Regions from separate parts of the Homo sapiens genome. Here region 2 is linked to region 1. Evidence: chromatin loops called from intact Hi-C (ENCODE). Cell type or tissue: B cell. All regions are shown on one strand.

Region 1 (8,000 bases):
AGGGACGTGCCTAAGGAAGTGGAAACCAGATGGGAGGAGAAAAGAGCCTCACCAATTCAGAAAAAGAGAGACCTGAGTTTCTTTCTGCCTTGAGGATGTGGTATAGGGCTCTCCAGGGGTCTTTGGACCTGGGCAGAGCCATGCTTTAAGGGTTCTGCATGCCTCAAAGGAATTCCTCTCTTCTCTGAACTCTGGCCATTAGAATCTGCTGGGTTAAATCAGGGACTCTGTAACCTGCAGATCCCCAAGTCAGCCTGGAGAGATGGGGCATCTGTAGCCCCTGGCCCAGGCTTCACTTCCTGAGATGATGAGGGGCTGGCAATGCAGCCCCACCCCCACCCCCACCACCCAGGTTCATCTAGTCAGGGTCAGGGGCCGTGGCAGTTGTCAGGTCAGCTCTGTGGGACAGCGGGGTAGAGGGTGGAAGTCAGAATGTGGAGTGACTTCATAGGGGGCTGCGCATCACTTCCCTTCTCTTCCAGCTGCACCTTTCCAAAGTCCAGGAGCTTTCAGGAAATAAGAAAAAGTTCTTTCTTTAAGAAACATGGGACCCCAGAGTTAGATCATAAATAAGCCAGCATGGTTCCTAAGGAAAAAACAACAGAGCCTGGGAACAACCGAGCCAGGGTCTAACTGAAACTCTCCAGGCTATGTGAGAAGGATAATTCCTAACAGAGGCAGGTGCTATGTTCACTCCCATTCAACAGTTACAGAAACAAGCTTGGTGAGGCTGAGTGGCTTGCCTGTAGCCACATAGCCAGCAGCTGGGTGCAAAAGGCAGGAGCTGAGTCATGGTCTGTCCTCTAGCCCCGGCTCTAAACCAGGCATCGAGCCAAGCACTGTGGGGGACACACAGAGCGTGGCACAGAGGAGGTGCTTGATAAATACTAGTTCCTTCCCTAGAAGGATGGATAAGGAAGCAGAATTGTCAACAATTGACTCTAACCCAAGGCAGAATGAATTGGCTTAAATTGAAGAATAAAGTACAAAAGCACCTAAGAAGAGGAAAGCCTTCACCAAGGATGGAAATTGAGAGATGTCTTTACGGAGGAGCAGAATGTCCAAAGACCCCGAAAGAGGTGTTGAAGTGAAGCTTGGGCATTCTTCATGGGCAATCTGCATGCCTCACTGCCTGCTTCATTCATTCACTCCCTGGAGAAGGGCTCTCTGCAACAGCCTATCTCACACTGTGTGAGGAGGGATTTTGAGGATTTTGTTCTCTCCTGTACCCCCAGTGCCTGGAGCACACTGGGAGCTTAATACATATTTGTGAGCTAAATACCCAAATGGGTGAGTGGATTCCAGGAAAAAGGCACAACAGGGACAGACCAGAGAAGCAGCCTCACCTGTGCCAGGGACTCTGCGCCAGATGGAGTGCCAGGAGCGAGCAGTGTGGGAGGACATGGTAAAATGAGAGGTCGATGGGGGAAGACTGAGAAAGGCCTTGAAGTCATGCTGAGGAGTTCAGGTTGTCCTGTAGGTGATAGGGAGCCATTGAGAGTTCTGAGTGGGAGAGACAGGATCCAATCTATGTTTCAGAAAGATAACTTGGGAAATGTGGAGTATAGTGGAAAGGATGGGTCTAAGAGCAGAGGCAGGAAACTGGTAAGGAGGAGGTTGCTTCCCCTCAGAGATGTCAAGGGTCTGGACTCAGGCCATTTGTTCAATAGGTGAACGGTAGAAGGGATGAAGGCAGTGATGAAGAGAAAAGCACCAAAAGGGAGACATTACAGGGAGTGTAGGATTCAGTGATCAGCGAGATGGGAGAGGGAGAGAGAGTGTGGAGGGGCCGCCACAGGGCTTCAGAGAGGTGGTGTGCGAAGTGCATGTGCACCTGTGTGTGTGCACTCATGCATGTGTCGAGGGATGGAGCTCACATGGTGGGCAGTTCTGACATACATGGGGGTTTGTGGGGCTGCTCTGATGGGCCTGTTCCTTGTCAACAGGGCAGATGGCAATGCTGGCCTGATGCTCAGGAGAGAGGTAGAGGGTAGGGAATGGAGAGTTGAAAGTCATCATCATGGAGGGGTCATTGAAGCCAAGGGTGAGAATGAGATCCCCCAGGATGAGAATGTAGATGGAGTGAGAAGAGCAGAGAGGGCCTGGGTGCGGCGGCTCATGCCTGTAATCCCAGCATTTTGGGAGGCCAAAGCAGGAGGATTGCTTGAGGCCAGGAGTTTGAAACCAGCTTGTGCAACATAGTGAGACCCTGTCTCTACAAAAAATAATTTAAAAAAATTATCTGGGCATGATGGCACCCACCTGTAGTCTTAGCTACTTGGGAGCCTGAGGTGGGAGGATCACTTGAGTCCAAGAGTTCGAGGTTACAGTGAGGTATGATCGTGCCACTGCACTCCTGGCTGACATGTGAGTGACCTGTCAGTGTGTGAGAAAAGGCATTTTATCCTCTTTTAATTCCTCTCTGGAGAGTGGAGCCTAGAACCCTGACTGCCTCTGACCTTGCCGTCCAGTTAGGGTGTGGCCCTGGAATGTGGCTGCCTTCCCTCAGTTCTTTCCCTGTGGAATTGCTGCTCTGTGTGGGCTTCCTTTCCTTTCGGAGGTAGGATGAGGCAGCTTGGGTGGCCCTCAGATGGGAAAAAGACCCAGGAGAGCCACGAAAGGAACATAAGGAGAGGATGGAGAGGGTAGAGAGCCCTGCTCAGGTGCACCGAACATCATGACTTAGAGTCTAATTGGCAGCTCAAACATGGCACATCCCAAACCAAATTCTTGCTTCCTTCCCATGCCCCCACACCTGAACCCCCATCCCTCTGAGTAGCACCACTCCTCCCTCATCCAGTTGCTCAGGCCCAAACCCCGGGACACAGCCTTTGGCTAATCCAACAGGGATTCCTATGGCCTCTGCCTTCAGACCATCTTCTGAACCAGATGTCTTATCTCTTCCGGCAGGCGAAGCAAACCTGGCCCCAGATGCTCTACTCTCACCTGGGCTCCTCACAGGCCTCCCTGTTCCTATTCATGCCCTCGCAGAAGCCAGAGTGATTTTATAAACAACATAAATCGAGTTGTTTTATGCCTTTGTTCAAAGTCCAGTAGTTGTTCACTACTCTCAGAACTAAGCCTGAAGTCCTATGGCCCAGAAGGCTCTGTACCGTCTGTCCCCTGGACACCTTTCTGACTTCATTTCCAACCACCCTCTGCAGCTGCCTCCTTCCTGGTCTCCACACCCAAAGAATGCATCCCTGTGGCCTGGCTGTCCCCACTCCCTGGGAGACTGTACCCCCAAACATGCTCATGACTTGCTCTGCTTACACATTACTTTATGTAATTCCTTTATGGGGCCTCTGCTTACACATTACTTCCTAGGAGATGCCTGGCACACACTAGGAAAACGAATGAATGCATGTATGATAATACCGGTTTTAACCTTGTGCCTGGCACATAGGAAGTTCTTACAAGGTCTCCTGTCTCGGCTATGAAATCTGCTCCCACTCCCAAGGGTATGGCTGGTTCTTTGTAAAGGAGGCCCCTCCTACACATACAAGGTGGAAATCAGCTCTGCAGAAAAGACAGACGCACGAGCTGCCACTGGCCGCCAGGGGGCGCCACATGCAGCGGTATCTGCACACTGTGGCTCGGGCGGCAATGCGGCAATCTGGGAGGGCTGCGGCCGTCAACGCCCACGCAGCAGGGAGAGACCGGGAGTGGACAGCCACAGGCAGGGCTTCTTAACCAGCCGCGCCTGGCTCCCTGCGCATCCCGTATCCCGGGTCCTAAGAGATAAAAGGTCAGGGGAGATTTTGAGGGTTTGATATTTTTCGCCACCTATTTGTTAAGCCCTTAAACCCCAGCACTTTCAGTCACCTGAGGTCACCTCTCTGACAACACCTCCCCTTCCGCATTCTAAAAATACAAAACCCAGAAACAGAAGCTTTAGTGTGGTTAAGTAACATACACTCTCTGCCTGACAAACTCCTCAGCCCTCCCCTGGACAGCTCCCAGTCTCTCCAAGCCGACTTAACGTCCTAGGAGACCACCTCTCCCTGTTCACGTGCCCTGTAGCAAATGCTGCTGTGAACTGCGATTGTGTGAGCTTCCTGAGAGCAGCTTAATGAGAGAGAGAGAGCGAGAGCGAGAGAGAGAGAGAGAGAGAGAGAGAGAGAGAGAGTGAGTGAGAGAGAGAGAGAGAAATTTGGTGGGTAAGACTTCTCAGCCCCCAGACCAAATTGGATATCCCTAACATACCCCTGTCCTCACACATCCCGGCCTCTCCTTTCAGACCCTCTCTTCTCCTTTCCCTCTGTGTGAACCATGTCAGGCAGGTTAGCCTTGGAGGCTCTCAGTGTAGACAGTGTCTTAGAGATCCCCTCACTCTTCTTGGGTGCACCCGGCAAACACGGGTTCCAGGAACTCACTGATCACCGCCCCATCCACAGCCCAGGTCTTCCTGTTGTTTTGTGGTCTACTGTGATTGGTGGGAACGTCTGCCCACCGTAGCCAGCAAACTCTGTCTCCCAGGCATGGCTGCCCATCGTCTCACCTGTCTTTCCCATTGCGCCTTCTCGGAGGTGAAGGCTGTGCTGTTAAGAACCCCACTTGGCAGAAGGCCAGAGAGGAGGGCTGGGCAGGGCAGGGTAGGGCATGAACAGTGAGCTGTTGGTCTAGGCAGGGCATGAATTGATGGTGAGCTGTTGGCCTAACCAACAGATGGTCTGAGGTGAGGATGCAGGGTGGAGAGAGTGCTAGGGTCAAGGTAGCATTTGAAGTGGGTAAAGTCGGTCATCTAGGTGCTCCTGTCATCCACATAGCTCCTGAGTTTTGTTCATTATCACTGAAAGTTCCTTTTAAAATATCCTTCCCACACACCCCCAGCGGCCCCGTGTGTTGGATCATCTTGCCTGCAAAACAAACTGCTCTTATTATGTAATGATGAGTGAGTGCGTCTATCCACCGTTAACAACCTGAACATTTGTAACAACCAACATAGCTTCTGGCTGGCGTGAGAGGCTGTGGACTGCCTCACTCTCACTAAAGTGTGAGAATTCAGCCCCAAGTAGAGTCACTTGACATTCTGTTTTGCCTGGGCAGGCTTGTCACATGTAATAGTGTGACTTTCTCTCAGGCTTCTTGAAATTCTAAAATAACTGAAGCGCCTCCATATGACCCTCTTGGACAACCAATCTCTGGGGATTCCTGGGTGCGGATACTGGCTTTGGTGTCTGACTTGCTCTGTCCTGCAGAGTCCCACTCCTTGTTTGCTGGGTGGGTAAGTGTTCATTAGCTAATATTTTTAACGGTTTCCATAAAAAATGGATTAGTGTGCTAATTTTAACCATAGCTTCACATGGCATAATGCCTTAGCCCAATAAAATACATAAAATTGTATATACAGCCTGATTATAACTTCATTAAAAAGCAACAACAAGGGGTAGGATTTCTAGCCATGGCAGAGTGAAGATAAAATTATATGCTTATATTAGAAAAGAAGATCTTACATCAATGACCTCGTTTCCAACTTAAGAAACTAGAAAAAGGAGAGCAAGTGAAACCCAAAATGAGCAGAAGGAAGGAAATAATAAAGATTAGAATGGAAATTGATAAAACAGAGAACAATAGATAAAATCAATGAAATCAAAACTGGTACTTTAAGAAGATTAATAAAATAGATAAGTATCTAGCCAGTCTAACCAGAAAAAAAGAGAAATAACCAATATCAGAAATGAGAGAGATGACATTACTATTATTAACTCTACAGACCTCAAAAGGACAATGAGGGAAATTCTAAACAACTCTATGACAATAAATTGGACAACTTGGTTGAAATGGAGAAATTCCGTGAGAGACATAAACTACCAAACCTCACACAAAGGAAACAAATAACCCAGTACCCCATAGTTATTTAAAAAATAAATATGTAGTTTAAAACCTGCTTAGTTTTAACTAATTTTCTTGGTTAAAAACAAAGAAAATTCCAGGTTCAGATGCTAAACTGACTAATGCTACCAAATGTTTAAGGAAGAAATAATTCTACACAAATTCTTTTAGAAAATGGAAAAGATAATACTTTTCAATCCATTATGTGAGGCCAGCATTACACTTATACCAAAACCAGACAAAAACATCACCAGTAAAGAAAACTACAGGACAATATGCTTCATGAACATAGACGTACAAACCGAATAAAGACGTATGAAATCAAATACAAAATAATAAGAAAAGAATAATACATCATGACCAAATGGAGTTTGTCATAGAAATTCAAGGTTGGTTTAACTTTAAGAAATCAATGTAATTCACCATATGAAAAATATGAAAAAGCAAAACCACATGATTATCTTAATAGACAGAGAAAAATGTTTGAAAATATTCAGTATTCACTTGTGATAACATCTTTCAGCAAACTAGGAATAAAGGGAGTTTTTTTGACCTAATAAAATACATCTATAAAAAAACCTGTAGCCAACATTATACTTAATGATGAAAGACGGAATGCTTTCCTTCTAAAATCAAGAAGACAAGGATTTCTGCTTTCACCATTTCTATTTAAGATTCTATTGGAGCTTGTACCCAGCACAATAAGGTAAGGAAAAGAAATAAATGGCATCTAGATTGTAAAGGAAGAAGCAAAATTATCTTTATTCACAGGTGGCATGGTTATTTATGTAGAAAATCCAATGGAATCTACCAAAAGAGCTACTAGAATTCATAAGTGAGTTTAGAGAGATGTCACAATACAAGATCAATGTACAAAAATCAATCATTTTTCTAAATACAACAAACAATTATAAATTGAGATTTAAAAACCCCATTTACAATAGCATTAAAATATAAGATACTTAGGGACAAATCTGAGAAAGGATGTGAAAGACCTATACACTGAAAATTCTGAAACATTAATGGTAGAAATGAAAGACCTAAATAATTGGAAAAATAGACTGCATTCCAAGGTCAGAAGATAATATTGTCAAGACATCACTTCTTCTTAAATTAATCCACATATTCAATAGAATCTCAATAAAAATCTTGGCAGAATTTTTAACAGAAATTGACAAATTGAGCTATACAATACTGCAAGGAACCTAGAATAACCAAAGCAATTTTGAGAAAGAACAAGATTAGAGGGCTAATACTATATTATTTCAAGACTTACTACAAGGCTGCAGTAATAAAAACAATGTGGTATTGGTGTCAAGATAGACAAATAGATCAATGGAGTAGTAAAGAAAGTCCAGAAATTGATTCACACGTATATGGACAATTGATTTTTGATAAAGATGCAAAGGTAGAAAGAAGTCTTTCAACAAATGGCGCTCGAACAACTGAACAGCTATATGCAACATGAACACATGTACATAGACCTTTTCCTAATGTCATAAACAAAAATCAGCTCAAAATGGATCATTAGACCTAACCAAAAGAGCTAAAACTATATAATTTCTAGAAAAAACAGAAAATGTTTTGACCTTGTGACCTTCGGTTACTCAAAGATTTCTTAGATATGACGCTAAAGAAGCATGATGTATAAAAGAACAAATTGATAAATTAAACCTCGCTGAATTAAAAACGTTTGCATTTCAAAGACACCATTAAGAAAATGAAAACATAGATCCAAGCTAGGAAAACATATTAGCAAATCCTACAAAAAATTACTTTTTGTAGAGACAAGGTCTCACCATGTTGCATAAGCTGGTTTCAAACTCCTGGCCTCAAGCAATCCTCCCGCTTTGGACTCCCAAAATCCTGGGATTACAGGCATGAGCCACTGCACCTGGCCCTCTCTGCTCTTCTCACTCCATCTAACAAGGAACTCACATGCAGAATATATGAAGAATTTCTATAACTCAGTAAAAAAGAAAAACAAATTTAAAAATGGGCAAGATAACTGAATAGGCATCTCACCAAAGAACATATACTAATGGATAATAAGCACATGAAAAGATATTCCCATCATTAGTCATTATGAAATACAAATTTAAAGCATAATGATCAGAACAGTGAAGCCAAAAAAAAAAAAAGAGAAGCACAAAAAGATATCACTA
Region 2 (8,000 bases), 210 kb after region 1:
TTGAGAACTATCACACAATGTGGTGAATATAGTTAATAACAGCATATTGTACTTTTCAACACTGCTGAGTAAATTTCAAGCATTTTCACTACAAAAATAATAAGTATATGAGGAGATGGATATGTTAATTTGATTGATTTAATTATTCCATATTGTATTCATAAATCATAACATCACTTTGTACCCATAAATACATATAACAATTAATTGCCTATTTATAATACATTTCATTAAAAAGGAGGTCAAGCAATCACAAGGCCCATGATCCCTCTGAAACTCTGGGTAGAATCTTTTATTGCTTCTTCCTAGCTTCTCGTGGTGATCAGCAATCCTTGGAACTCCTTGGCTTGCAGCTGCATCACTTCAGTTTTTGCTGCTGTTGTCACATGGCGCTCTCCCTGTATGTCTTTCCCTTCACACAGCATTTTCCTCTTCTTATAAGGACACCAGTCATATTATAGTAGGAAACCCTACAACCTCATCTTAACTTTGTTACATCTGCAAAGACGCTATTTCTAAATAAGGCCACATTCACAGGTATCACAGGTAGGGGTTGGGATTTAAACATGTCTTTTTGGGTGACACAGTTCAACTCACAATAATGAGTAAGGGACCTTACTTTGGCATGATGAAAATGGTTAATTTTATGTTGCGTTAATTTCACCTCAATAAGTTATTATTTAAAGAATCATCTGTGCATATTAATAATTATAGTAAACATAGATAAAATAAACTTTACAACTAAAAGATGGAGACTGTTGCTTTTTTAAAAAGCCAGATACATACTATTTACAGACACATGCTTAAATTCCCAAGATACAATAAGGTTACAAATAAAGTGGTGAAAAAATTCTAAGAAAATACTAATCAGAAGCAAACTAGTTTAGCCATGTTAATACCAGACAAATAAACTTTAAAGCAAAACCCATGATTAGGGATAAAGAGAATACCTGTATAAAGTGAAAATGCTTTACTTAATTGACTATGCAGTGTGTTAAATTCAAAAGGCATGTATATCATTTGAAGTATTTTTAAAATGTAGACTCAAAATTACATAAAGCAAAAATTATTAGAATTACAGGAAGAAACTGACACAACAAATACAGTAAACATAATTCTTTAGTAATTACTCATTCATATACAACAAAAATTAGCAAAAAGATTAATCAGACATCCAAATTAGTGAGCTTGATCTTATGAATATATTTATAGCTATATTTATACTTATATCTATAGCTACAAATGTTAACCTTATCCAAAAGTACAGAGTATATATTCTTAACAAGTATACATAGAACTTTTTGAAAATTGGCCATATATGCTAAGCCATGAAACAATGCTCAACAAATTTTGAAGAATGAATGACGAAGAGAGTACAATCTCTGAGTAAAAGTTAATTAGACCAGAAATCAATAACAAAATGATAATTCCAAACAAATAAAACATGAATCCAAAATGTAAACCCTACATCTGAGAAATGTAAATGTCAAAGAAAAATAACAAAATGGAAATTACAAAAGCAGAACTAAACAATAATGAAAATACATTTCAAAACTGTGGACTGCAGCTAACCTTGTATTTACAGAAAAAATAGCATAGTTCTCAATGTTCATGTCACAGAATGAGGTGTGAGTTAATGAGCTAGGTGTTCAAATAAAAAAGATTGAGATAAAAATGAAAAAAGCAAATAGAATAGAATAAAGGAAAGAAAGAGGAGAGCTAAACTTAAAAATAGAGACCTTTGATGCAAATAATGGTGAGCTAGGTGATTCAGATAAACCAAACCCTCCTACTACTAGCAACTAAAAAAGTTGTAAAAAATAAGATTAGATGTGCCAAAGAGCTAACGAGTTAGTAAAGAATTATGGACCAGAAACTTTACATTAAAAACTTAAGCACACAATTGAGAGAATATGAAAAAGTTCTAAATAAATGAAAGTATTCATTTATGTTTATGGATTGAAAATCCGGGTATTATCAAAAATGTACATTCTTTTCAAACTGATCAACAGATTTTGATGCAATCTCAATGAAAATCCCAAAAGTTTTGTGTGTGCATAAATTGACAAAACATTTGTAAAAATAAACTATAGTGTTCAGGGATGCTTTTATGATAAAACTATATATAGAGAAAGGTAATTAGTTGTTTGCTATAACATCCTAGATAGTGGTTATCTTTGAGGATAAAGAGCATTGTCGGTAGTCAAAACAACACTCAAAACATATGCAGAGACTCCAGATACTGAAATTAATGGACATAGTCTAAAAAGATTACACTTATGTTCAAGGAAATAAAAGCTAAGATTGAAAATTTGGCAGTGTAGTAAAAACCGTGATATGTTACACAGAAGGATTGAAAAATAAGAAAACTGTAGATTAAAAGTACAGTAATCAAAATTTAAAATTTAAAAGGACTGGTTTAACAATAGAACTAAAAGGGGAATAAGAACATTGAAACTTGGGCCAAGCACTGGAATATTTCCCAAAGCCAACAACCCATTCTCTGATTCTTTAGACACCAGCTGGCTGGTGTTCAACAACTCAGTTCAATTCTGACACCACCCAGAGTTAGTGCAGACCCCACAGCTTAAGTACTTAGTCTCACAAAACTGTTTCTCACTTCAGATGCTAATTGCAAATTCCAGGACACCCATACTTCTAAACAACTGGCTATAAATTTAGGATTCCCATGATCTGCTCCCCACTGTCTGCCCCTGTGTTTGATAATCTGCTGGAACAGTTCACAGAACTCAAAAAGGTATTTTACTTATGTTTACCAGTTTACCATAAAAGATACAACGCAGGAACACCAAATGGATACATAGGGCAAGGTATAGGGAGAGGGGTGTGTGGAGCATCCATGATCTTTCTGGGTAGGCCATTGTCCCAGCACTTCGATGTGTTCACTAACCAAATCTCATCGTTCAAAAGCCTTTAGTAGAGCTCAATCTTCAGCTCCCCACTCCCTTTCCCTCCCTAGAGGTTGATAGGTGAGGCTGAAAATTCCAACCCTCAAGTCACTTGACCTTTCTGGTGACCAGTGCCATCTAGAGGCTATCTAGGGGTACTACCCTAAGTCACCTCAATAGTATAAACTCAGGTATGATAGATAGGGGCTTGTTCTGAATAACAAACAACACTCTTAACACTCAGGAAATCCCAAGGTTTTAAAAGCACTGTGCCAGGAACTGGGGACAAAGACTAAATATGTTTCTTATTATGCCACAAGCACAGAGTCAAAAATTGGAAAATATAGGAGAAGGTAAAAGACATGCATATAATGGAGAGGTATATTGAATGTTTCACTGGCATTTCAGAAAGGATAGAGAAAATCGAAAGAAAATATATTTTAAATAGGAAATAGAAACTTAAAAACAGAGGAAAAAAGTAGTTCTGCGTCCCTTTAGTTGTCTGAAGAGGACGGTAAAGGAAATGATCCATGTTAGAAATGGATAATTCAAGAACGTTGTAATTTCTAGGTGCGTTAGTCCCTTTTGCATTGCTATAAAGAAATACCTGGGACTGGGTAATTTATAAAGAAAATAGATTTATTTGGCTCACTGTTCTGCAGGCTGTACAAGCATGGCGACAGCATCTGCTCAGCTTATGGGGAGGCCTCAGGAAGCTTACAATCATGGTGGACAGTGAAGGGAGAGCTGGCATATCACATGGAGAGAGAGGGAGCAAGAGAGAGAGAACAAGAGAGATGCCAGGCTCCTTTATCAACCAACTCTCACATGAACAAACAGAGTGGGAACTCACTCATTACTGCAAGGACAGCATTAAGCCATTCATGTGGAATCTGCCTCCATGATCCAAACACCTCCCACTAGGCCCACCTCCAACATTAGAGGTCACATTTCATCATGGGATTTGGAAGGGACAAAACATCCAAACCATATGACTAGGTTTGCCTCTAAAAGAATAAAAAATGTCACAGCTAATATATGGCAGAAATGAAATCATTTAAAAAATGAAACGTCACCTCATACCCACTAGAATGGCTATATTTTAAAATACAGGTAATAAGTGTTTGCAAAGATGTACAGAAATGAGAGCCCTCAAACACTGCTGAAAGGAATGCATTTGGTTCAGCTGCTTTGGAAAACAGTCTTACAGTTCCACACACAGGTAAACGTAGAGTTACTATAGGATCCAGCAATTCCTCTGTTAGGTATATACCCAAGAAGATTGAAAGCATATATTTCCACACCAAAAAAATACACAAATATTCATAGCAGCCTTAGTCAAAATAGCCGAAAAGTGAAACAACCCAAATTCCCCGAGTGGATAAACAAAATGTGGTATGTCTATATGGTGGAATATTATTCATCCATTAAAAAAGGAAGTATTCGAAGGTGATTCAACACAGATAAACCTTTAAAACATTATGCTAAGTAAAAAAATCAGTCACCAGATATTGTGTCATTCCATTAATTTCAAATGTCCAGAATAGGCAAATCTATAGACACAGAAAATAGATTAATGATTGCCTAGGGCTTGGAGGGAGTCAGGTATAGAGGATGAAGTAATGGCTACAATGTGTGGGGTTTATTTTTGGGGTAATAAAAATGTTCTACAAATGACTGTGGCAACATATACACGACTCTATGAATGTACTAAAAGCCATTGAATTGTACACTTTATATGAATAAACATATGGTATGTAAATTGTATCTAGATAAAACTTAAAAATGAATCTAAGCAAAAACAAAATCAGAAGAAAAAACAAAATCAGGAGTAAAAACATGGAATAGATGGGAAAAATAAAAATTACATCCTAAACATATATATTCAATGAAAATAAATTAAATTTTCCAATTTGAGATATTTTCAGGCTTGATAGAAGAACAAAACGGAACTATATGTTGTTTTAAAGTCATAAATAAAATTTAAAAAATTTTAAAAGATCAAAAGTTAAAGGATGAAAAACTATGTAACCTTTGAACACTAACCAAATCAAGGAGATACGGCCATATTAATAAAATCATGTGGCACGTAATGTTTTAGTCAACAACAAACCACATATGTGATGGTGACCCCACAAGATGATAATGCCATATTTTTGCTATACATTTCCAAAGTATAAAATACTTTTGTACTTTGAATACAAAATATTTTTCAGAGTATTTGCAAAGTATTTCAAGGTATTTGCAAAACACACACTTTGCAAATTTTTTATTTTAAAATATTACTATTGTATTTATCATTGATTTTTACTGTGCCTTTAACTCTTAAAATATTACATTAAATTATCTTAAAAGTTTTAAAATTCTTTTTGCTTAATAAAAATCATATGTACTTATGATATCTAGCATGTTTTGATATAGGTATATATTGTAAAATGGTTAATCAGTCTAATTAATATGTGCTTAGATACATTTAGGTACACAAATACTTACCTTTGTGTTACAGTTGCCTACAGTATTCAGTATAGTAACAGGCTGTACAGGTTTGTAGCCTACAACAATAGGCTATATACCATATTTCCTAGGTACGTAGTAGGCTATACGATCTAGGTTTGTATACATATGCTGATGTTTACACAATGACAAAATTGTATAATGGTGCATTTTTCAGAATATGTCCTCAGTGTTAAACAACACATGAATGTATAAGAAAAATAGAAATAAATATTACTAGAGAAAAGGAGAGTTATATCATAATAACAAAATTCACCAGTTAGGAAATTTGTAAATTTGTATGAATGGAATAGTATAGCCTAAATCTGAATAAAACAAAACAAAAACAAAGACAAAAATGAGAGAATTAGAGGAAATAGAATATTCCACACTGACAGTGGGATGATTTAAGGCACTCTTTCAGTAACTTAGATTCGTTTTTTCAATTAAATTTTAATTTTGAGATCATTGTAGATTCACATGCAGTTGTAAAAAATTACACAGAGAGATTCCCTGTACACTTTATATAGTTCCCTCCAATGGTAACATTTTGTAAAACTATAGTGCAATATCACAACCAAAATATTGGCTTTGATACAGTCAAGATAAAAATTATTTTTTATCAAGGCAAGAATTCCTCATGCTGCCCTTTTTATAGCTACACTCTCTTCCCTGCAACTCTCAACCCTTTTCTTTGGCCTTAACCCCTGGCAACCACTAATTCATTCTCTAGTCTATAACTCTGCCATTTAAAGAATGTTATATCATTAGAAGACTTCATATTTTCTCTGAAATTTATTGTCATCTGTGAGAAAACTGGTTTCTACCTGTTAATTATGTGAAAAATGGCTTAGTGTCATGCCAAATCACTGTAAGAGATTAACACTTTATAAGGACTTTATATGTTTGATGTGTTTTAAATCTAATGCAGCTGAGTCTATATGAATTTTGCCTCCTTTTAAGCTAGTTTTGCAGGGCATCTGCTTGGAATAGACCATTTGGCAGTTTGGGTTACGAACATACTTGAGCATACCACTTCATTGCTTTGATAAAAAATGATGGAAATGCCAGCTATTTCTGTCAACCTAGAATGACATTTATCCACATGTTTAATAGTGCTTAGGAAATTTGTGAGGACTTTTTTTATTATTGTACTTTAAGTTCTAGGGTACATGTGCACAACGTGCAGGTTTGTTACATATGTATACATGTGCCATGTTGGTGTGCTGCACCCATTAGCTTCTCGTTTACATTAGGTATTTCTCCTAATGCTATCCCTCCCCCCTCACCCCACCCCATGACAGGCCTCCGTGTGTGATGTTCCCCTTCCTGTGTCCAAATGTTCTCATTGTTCAATTCCCACCTATGAGTGAGAACATGTGGTGTTTGGTTTTCTGTCCTTGCAATAGTTTGCTCAGAATGATGGTTTCCAGCTTCATCCATGTCCCTGCAAAGGACATGAACGTATCCTTTTTTATGGCTGCATAGTATTCCATGGTGTATATGTACCATATTTTCTTAATCCAGTTTATCACTGATGGACATTTGGGTTGGTTCCAAGTCTTTGCTATTGTGAATAGTGCCATAATAAACATACGTGTGCATGTGTCTTTATAGCAGCATGATTTATAATCCTTTGGGTATATACCCAGTAATGGGATGGCTGGGTCAAATGGTATTTCTAGTTCTAGATCCTTGAGGAATCGCCACACTGTCTTCCACAATGGTTGAACTAGTTAACAGTCCCACCAACAGTGTAAAAGTGTTCCTATTTCTCCACATCCTCTCCAGCACCTGTTGTTTCCTGACTTTTTAATGATCGCCATTCTAACTGGTATGAGATGGAATCTCATTGTGGTTTCGATCTGCATTTCTCTGACGGCCAGTGATGATGAGCATTTTTCATGTGTCTGTTGGCTGCATAAATGTCTTCTTTTGAGAAGTGTCTGTTTGTATCCTTCACCCACTTTTTGATGGGGTTGTTTGACTTTTTCTTGTAAATTTGTTTAAGTTCTTTGTAGGTTCTGGATATTAGCCCTTTGTCAGATGGGTAGATTGTAAAAATTTTCTCCCATTCTGTAGGTTGCCTGTTCACTCTGATGGTAGTTTATTTTGCTGTGCAGAAGCTCTTTAGTTTAATTAGATCCCATTTGTCAATTTTCCCTTTTGTTGCCATTGCTTTTGGTGTTTTAGTCATGAAGTCCTTGCCCATGCCTATGTATTGAATGGTAATGCCTAGGTTTTCTTCTAAGGTTTTTATGGTTTTAGGTCTAATATTTAAGTCTTTATTCCATCTTGAATTAATTTTTGTATGAGGTGTAAAGAAGGGATCCAGTTTCAGCTTTCTACATGTAGCTAGCCAGTTTTCCCAGCACCATTTATTAAATAGGGAATCCTTTCCCCATTTCTTGTTTTTGTCAAGTTCAAAATCACTCAACTACATGGAAACTGAACAACCTGCTCCTGAATGACTACTGGGTACATAACGAAATGAAGGCAGAAATAAAGATGTTCTTTGAAACCAATGAGAACAAAGACACAACATACCAGAATCTCTGGGACATGTTTAAAGCAGTATGTAGAGGGAAATTTATAGCA

The links. Hi-C counts contacts between places; a loop is a spot of excess contacts. Peaks named below come from ENCODE experiments on the same cell type or tissue, not always from the same donor. Only the 100,000 strongest peaks of a DNase experiment are listed, where the experiment ranks them.
Region 2: a loop joins it to region 1, with 14 times the contacts of the local background. A loop is called at or near these places in 4 of 110 quality-filtered maps.

What each region holds. Positions count from the first base shown.
Region 1 is chr1:110,615,960-110,623,959 of GRCh38, forward strand. It overlaps a transcript of KCNA2 not described here. Among named protein-coding and RNA genes, the nearest start is that of KCNA2, 14 kb to the left of the region's middle. In B cell, CTCF peaks have their summits at 163, 3,551 (motif pointing right) and 3,755; DNase peaks (open chromatin) are centred at 3,117 and 3,602; H3K4me3 peaks cover 1,270 bases; H3K27ac peaks cover 703 bases; H3K27me3 peaks cover 301 bases.
Region 2 is chr1:110,827,119-110,835,118 of GRCh38, forward strand. No RefSeq gene overlaps it. Among named protein-coding and RNA genes, the nearest start is that of CD53, 42 kb to the right of the region's middle. In B cell, CTCF peaks have their summits at 3,047 (motif pointing left) and 3,246; a DNase peak (open chromatin) is centred at 3,023.